Linked DNA regions of Homo sapiens: region 1 is linked to region 2. The links are chromatin loops, found by intact Hi-C in ENCODE. Cell type or tissue: ascending aorta. All regions are shown on one strand. Links, peaks and the distances in the headings refer to the core of each region. The heading gives the core; the rest is flanking DNA. Region 1 has its middle 130 kb from the start of OR13F1. Region 2 overlaps LOC105376195 (a long non-coding RNA gene).

What was found. Hi-C counts contacts between places; a loop is a spot of excess contacts. Peaks named below come from ENCODE experiments on the same cell type or tissue, not always from the same donor. Only the 100,000 strongest peaks of a DNase experiment are listed, where the experiment ranks them.
Region 1: a loop joins it to region 2, with 4 times the contacts of the local background. A loop is called at or near these places in 2 of 110 quality-filtered maps.

What each region holds. Positions count from the first base shown.
Region 1 is chr9:104,373,306-104,376,232 of GRCh38, reverse strand. No RefSeq gene overlaps it. Among named protein-coding and RNA genes, the nearest start is that of OR13F1, 130 kb to the left of the region's middle. In ascending aorta, for the core only: no CTCF peak of the experiment used is centred there; no DNase peak of the experiment used is centred there.
Region 2 is chr9:104,433,833-104,436,759 of GRCh38, reverse strand. LOC105376195 (a long non-coding RNA gene) reads right to left here. Exons shown (of 5, transcript XR_930202.4): 1 at 2,921-2,927. Among named protein-coding and RNA genes, the nearest start is that of OR13F1, 69 kb to the left of the region's middle. In ascending aorta, for the core only: no CTCF peak of the experiment used is centred there; no DNase peak of the experiment used is centred there.

The DNA of each region.
Region 1 (2,927 bases), core at 197-2,696, 60 kb after region 2:
ATTGGCAATGTAGAACACTTAGATTAGTCTTCTATTAAGGAATAAAAGATGGGGCAAAATGCTCTTCATCCCCTGTCTCTCTGGTTCTAGATGATCTCTGTGAGTGCTTCATGAGCTTGCTGTGCAGCATCCCCAGAAATAAATATCCTCCTGAACTCTGGCAACACCACTTTTTCCCTTTTGTTCTCCAGCCCTAGGGGAGATATCTGTTTTCTGTAGGTATTGATCTCTGGGTAACATTTCCTCTCTCATTTTATTTATTTTAATTTTTATTTATTTGAGATGGAGTCTCACTCTGTCATCCAGGCTGGAGTGCAGTGGTGTGATCTCGGCTCACTGCAACCTCCGCCTCCAGGGTTCAAGGGATTCTCCTGCCTCAGCCTCCTGAGTAGCTGGGATTACAGGCGTACTCCACCATGCCTGGCTAATTTTTGTATTTTTAATAGAGACGGGGTTTCACCATGTTGGCCAGGCTGATCTCAAACTTCCGACCTCCAGTGATCCTTCCACCTTAGCCTCCCAAAGTGCTGGGATTACAGGCGTGAGCCACTGCACTCGGCCCCCTCTCTCATTTATTCAGGATTCCTCCTCATTTTTGCTCTTCTAATTTCCCAGCACTAGGGTTACCAATTCTTTCTGTTTAAAATCTTAAAAGGATATTTTTTCTTGATTGAAACTGACAGAGGAAATAAATCAAGATGTTGATTTTTAAATGTGTGCGATGCTTTGAAGGAGATAAACAGAGTAAACTGGGGCTCTTTAGATATTATCATCTAAGCCCTCTTTAAAAGTAAAGATATTTGATGTTCTAAAGTATGAGAAGGAGATTATAGTAAGGAGATCTGGAGGCAGTGTGTTTCCTCCAGAGGGAACTTTTTTTCTGGGTGATAATTAGTGGTAGCTTGGATTAGAGAGAGAGCGGTGGAGATGAAGAGGATGGATTCTAAAGTGTATTTTGCAAGTAGAACCAAAAAGAATTGCTTATGAAAAAAAAAGTTGGCATGGGAGAGGAACAACACAAGATGGTATGACAGCCTGAATAATGGCCCCCAAACATATCCAGGTCCTAACACTTGGAACCTGTGAATGTTATCTTCTATGGCAAAAAGAGACTTGGCAGATGTGATTAAATTATGGATCTTGAGATGGGGCAGATTAATCTGGATTATCCAAGTGAGGCCTAAATGCAATCACAAGTGTTGTTATCCGAGGGAAGCAGAAGGAGATTTGACACAGAAGAGAAGAAGGCCATGTGCCATAAGCAGAGGGAAGCAGAGTCAGAGAGAGATGTTATGCCACTGACTTTGAGGATAGAGGACATGGCCGCAGGCCAGAGAACACTTGTATCTATTACAGAGTGGAAGAGGCAAGAAAATAGACTCTCCCCTGCAGCCTGAGAGGGAGCACTGTCCTGCTGACACCTTGACTGTGTCCTGGTGAAATCCATTTTGGAGTTCTGGCTTCTAGAACCATAAGGCAATACGTTTGTGTTATTTAAAAACACTAAGTTTATGAGGATTTATACAGCAGCCAAACAAAACTACGACAGATGACTTCCAGGGTTTTATTTTGAATAATAGGGTGAATGTGGTACCATTTACTAAAATAAGAAACATTGAGGAATGAAGAGACAGCTTTGAAGGGTGAGAAGTGTCATAGAAATAACATAGGCCGGGTGTGGTGGCTCACGCCTGTAATTGCAGCACTTTGAGAGGCCGAGGAGGGCGGATCACGAGGTCAGGAGATCGAGACTATCTGGCTAACATGGTGAAACCCCGTCTCTACTAAAAATACAAAAAAATTAGCCGGGCATGGTGGCTTGTGCCTGTAGTCCCAGCTTACTGGGGAGGCTGAGGCAGGAGAATGGCGTGAACGCGGGAGGCGGAGCTTGCAGTGAGGGGAGATCACGCCACTGCACTCCAGCAGTACTCTGAGACAGGGCAGACTCTGCCTCAAAAAAAAAAAAAAAAAGAAAGAAAGAAACAATATGAAAAGATAATGGTTAAACTTGCTAGTCATAAGGTCCATGACAAACCCAAACTAAAGTGATTAGTTGGCTACTGAATATACCTTACTGGGAGTCTGCTGAGTTGCTTGGATCTATTGATGTTTTTCGTCACATTTGAGAAATGTTCAACCACCATCCCTTCAAATATTTATTCTGCTTCATTATATCTCTCCTCTTCTGGAACTCCTATACTGTACCTGAATGTACCACAAGCCACTGAACCTCTGTTCTTTTTTTTTTTTTCCATATTTTAAAATCTTTGTATAAGTTTGGAAACTTCTATTCACCTGTCTTCCATTTCACTGACACTTTTATTCTGAAAGCACTTCCAATTTTGATTTCCGGTATTGTATTTTTCAGTTCCAGGATATCCATTTGATTCATTTTTTTAGTTTCTATATGTTTTATAAAATTTCCTATGTCTTTATTCATTATATTCACCTTTTATCTATTAACTTCTTAATATAGCTATACCACTCTTTTTAACTTCTTGTTTGCTAGTTCCAATATCTTGTATATCTATGTGTCTGGTTTACTGACTGATTTTTCTTTTGAATATGGGTCACAACTTTCTACTTCTTCATATGTCCAGCAATTTTGATTGTACATTGGACAATATTTTGTAGAGACTCTGGATTTGGTAAACTTCCTCTGAAAAACTGTTAATTTTGTGATAGTAGGTAGTTAAATTGGTTGTGGACCAAACTGATCCTGTGGAAAGTTTGTTTTTGGTTTTATTAGAGTGGCTCTAATTTAATTTTTTCTGTCAGTCTTAAGGTATAGACTTTAGTCTTAGGAATGATCTTTACTACTATCAGATGTGGCCTTTCTGGGGTATGAGTGATAAGCCTGAGATTTAAATATTCTAATCAAGCACAACTTGAACTCTAAATTGTGTCTCCCCCACACCAGGCAGCTA
Region 2 (2,927 bases), core at 249-2,748:
TTCTTTTGCTTTTATCTGTGGTATATTTTTTCCATTCTTATGGAGTGAATGAAGGGCAATGGGTTATTTTCTATATGAACAAAGGGGAAAAAGGGCAATGGGTTATTTTCTATATGAAATTAGGGGAAAAAGTTTTTTAGTAAAGATAGTTATCACCTTACTTTTTAGAAAAGATAACTCTAGTATCAGTATAGAGGGAAGTCTTTATAAACAGGGCGATAATTGAGGACACTATAACAATAATCTAGGTAACAATGAAGGCTTCATCCAGGACAATTATTGTGGGAATAGAAAAGAAAGGATGGGTATAATATTGGAAAAGTTAGATTCAGAAGGATATATTTTTGAAGTACTACAAATAACTAAGCTTATTGGCTGAGGAAGAGAAGAACACCTTCATAGGCTTTCTCAGAGTTTTCTAAACTTTGTAACTTAAAAAATATATCATTCATTTATAGAAGAAATAAAGAGGTATAAGCAGAGTTCTGGCAGAGTAAGTAATAGTTATGATTTTAGATATTTTAAAATTGAGGGGACTGAAAGTAATCTAGGAAAAGATGTCTTGGGGAACTTTAACATTTAAATCTAAAGGCTGAGCACAGTGGTTCATGCCTGTACTTTGGGAGACTGAGAACTTTGGGAGGCTGAGGCAGGAGGGTCACTTGAGGCTAAGTGTTTGAGACCAGCCTGGGCAACATAGCAAGACCCCATCTCTACCAAAAAAAGTTAGCTAAGAATGGTAGCAAGTGCCTATAGTCTCAGCTACTCAGGAGGCTGAGGCAGGAGGATCACTTAAGCCCAGGAGATGGAGGCTGCAGTGAGCTATGCTCACACCACTGCACTCTAGCCTGGGCAATAGGGTGAGAACCTGTCTCAAAAAAATCTTTTAATAAAAATAAAATATTTTGTAAAAAATCTGAAGTTCAAGTGTTAGAGTGTAAAATGACACTTAGGAAAATACCAACATGTAAGTGATAGAGATGAGAGCTGAATTTATACGAGTAGATGATTTGAAAACAAGAGTGTATACGTGGAAAGGAGAGGAAAACCAATAATAGACCCCTACGGAAAAGCAACATGTTGAAAGATGAAGAGAGAAGACCAGAAAGAAACACAGTGAGAGAGAAAAAACATTATGTAGTATAGTGTGATGGAAGCCCTGGAAGAAGAAGTATTTTCAACAGCAGGGAAGCAATATTACTGTCAGGGACTTCAGACTTCACACTTCACTTTACTCTCATAAAGTAAAAATGAAAGGAGCTCACCCACTGGATCTGGAAAATTGAAAGTAATTTGAAAATCTTAGCAAGAATATTTTAAGAGTCCCACTGATAAGGACAAAAGGACATTTTCCTAAAATTCTTGCCCCAGGTCACAAGGGCTAGGGCTGATTTTTTTTGCAAATGAGCTAAGGCATTATCTAGCCATTATACTTCTATGTACTTCTGCATGTGGAGCCTGAAAAATCCCCATCAGCCACGACGGCTACTGGGAGTGCTGTTGTGTTCAGGCGATGACAGCATCAGCCATCACCCAGGATCATCTCATTCATCTTGAATCCTACAACCACTGTCCCTGCGGCATAGAAGATATTCATTGGTTCAACAAACATTTACTGAACATCAGCTCTATATCAAGCATTGGAAATACAAAGATAAATAAGACTTGGTTCCTCCATATGAGCTCCTGTTTGGCTAGTCAAAGAAACAGATGTGAGCACATTGGGGAACTGATTTTTCATTCTATAACAACATAGCCTATCAGGTAGGAAGCAAGGATATATTATTAAAAAGCCGTATATCTACTTATTTGATGAGCTTAAATCTTTTACAACTAGAGTGGTATCTTTTTTGCTTTTTGTAGTTGAATACAAATAGTTGAAATGTGCCCTTTCATGTCAAAAATACCTATATAATCAAAGTAATGTATTGAAAGACAGACATCTTCACTGCAAATTCAATACCTGACTCGGATCTTCTCTGTGATAGTTGGTAGATGCTAAATTATTATTAATTTTTGTCTATACAAAGCCAATAAAATAATTTTTATTCTGTTTCTATACAGAGAGCCAATAAAATAACTTAGGTGTAAATATTTGATTATTTATATTTAGTTTACAGCAACTATACCAAATATCTGACATGCACACTTGCAGTTGTTTTCTTCTGCACCTGTGGCTGACACTGCTAATTAAATATGACTCTCTCTAGTCATAGATGTGGACACACAATCCTTTTCAGCACAGTGTTCCAGGCAGCCATTACCAGTCAAATGACAATGGGACATGAAATATATTTGTCTTCCCTGATCTACATGGTGTTAAACATATATTACAACATAAATGGCCTAATCAATCAATCATTTTAAACAAAGACAAAGCCTATTAAATATATATCTCCCTACTACATATTTAGGGAGCTCCCAAATACAGCTAGAATTTATTGGTATTTTACTGTATATTAGATACTTTTTAAGTAGTTTCTTTATATTAACTCATTTATGTGTCATAATACTCTAAATTCTATGCCATTGTCAAACCCATTTCATAGGAAGAAAATTGAAGTGCAGAAAGACTGAGTAACCCCTGTGCCTCTCACATATCTACTAAGTAGGAGACTTGAGATTCCGTCTGGTTTCTGAGCCCATGCAATTAGCCAGAACTACAAACCGAATCCATGGAAAGATGTGCCTGAAAATTACTTTATTCAGAAAATTAAGGATAAATTAATTATAACATTGTAATTGGTGCTAAGACATTGTATATTTTTAGGAAGTGTTCTTGGAAGTTAAACCACAAGATAAAATAGGCAGGTGCATCTACTAGATTAATGTATACTTTTTGCTCATATGATAGGTTGTGCTGAAAGCACTAGATAAAAAAAGAGGAGGCATTGATGCTAGTCTTTGTGTTGCTGCTTACCTCTTCA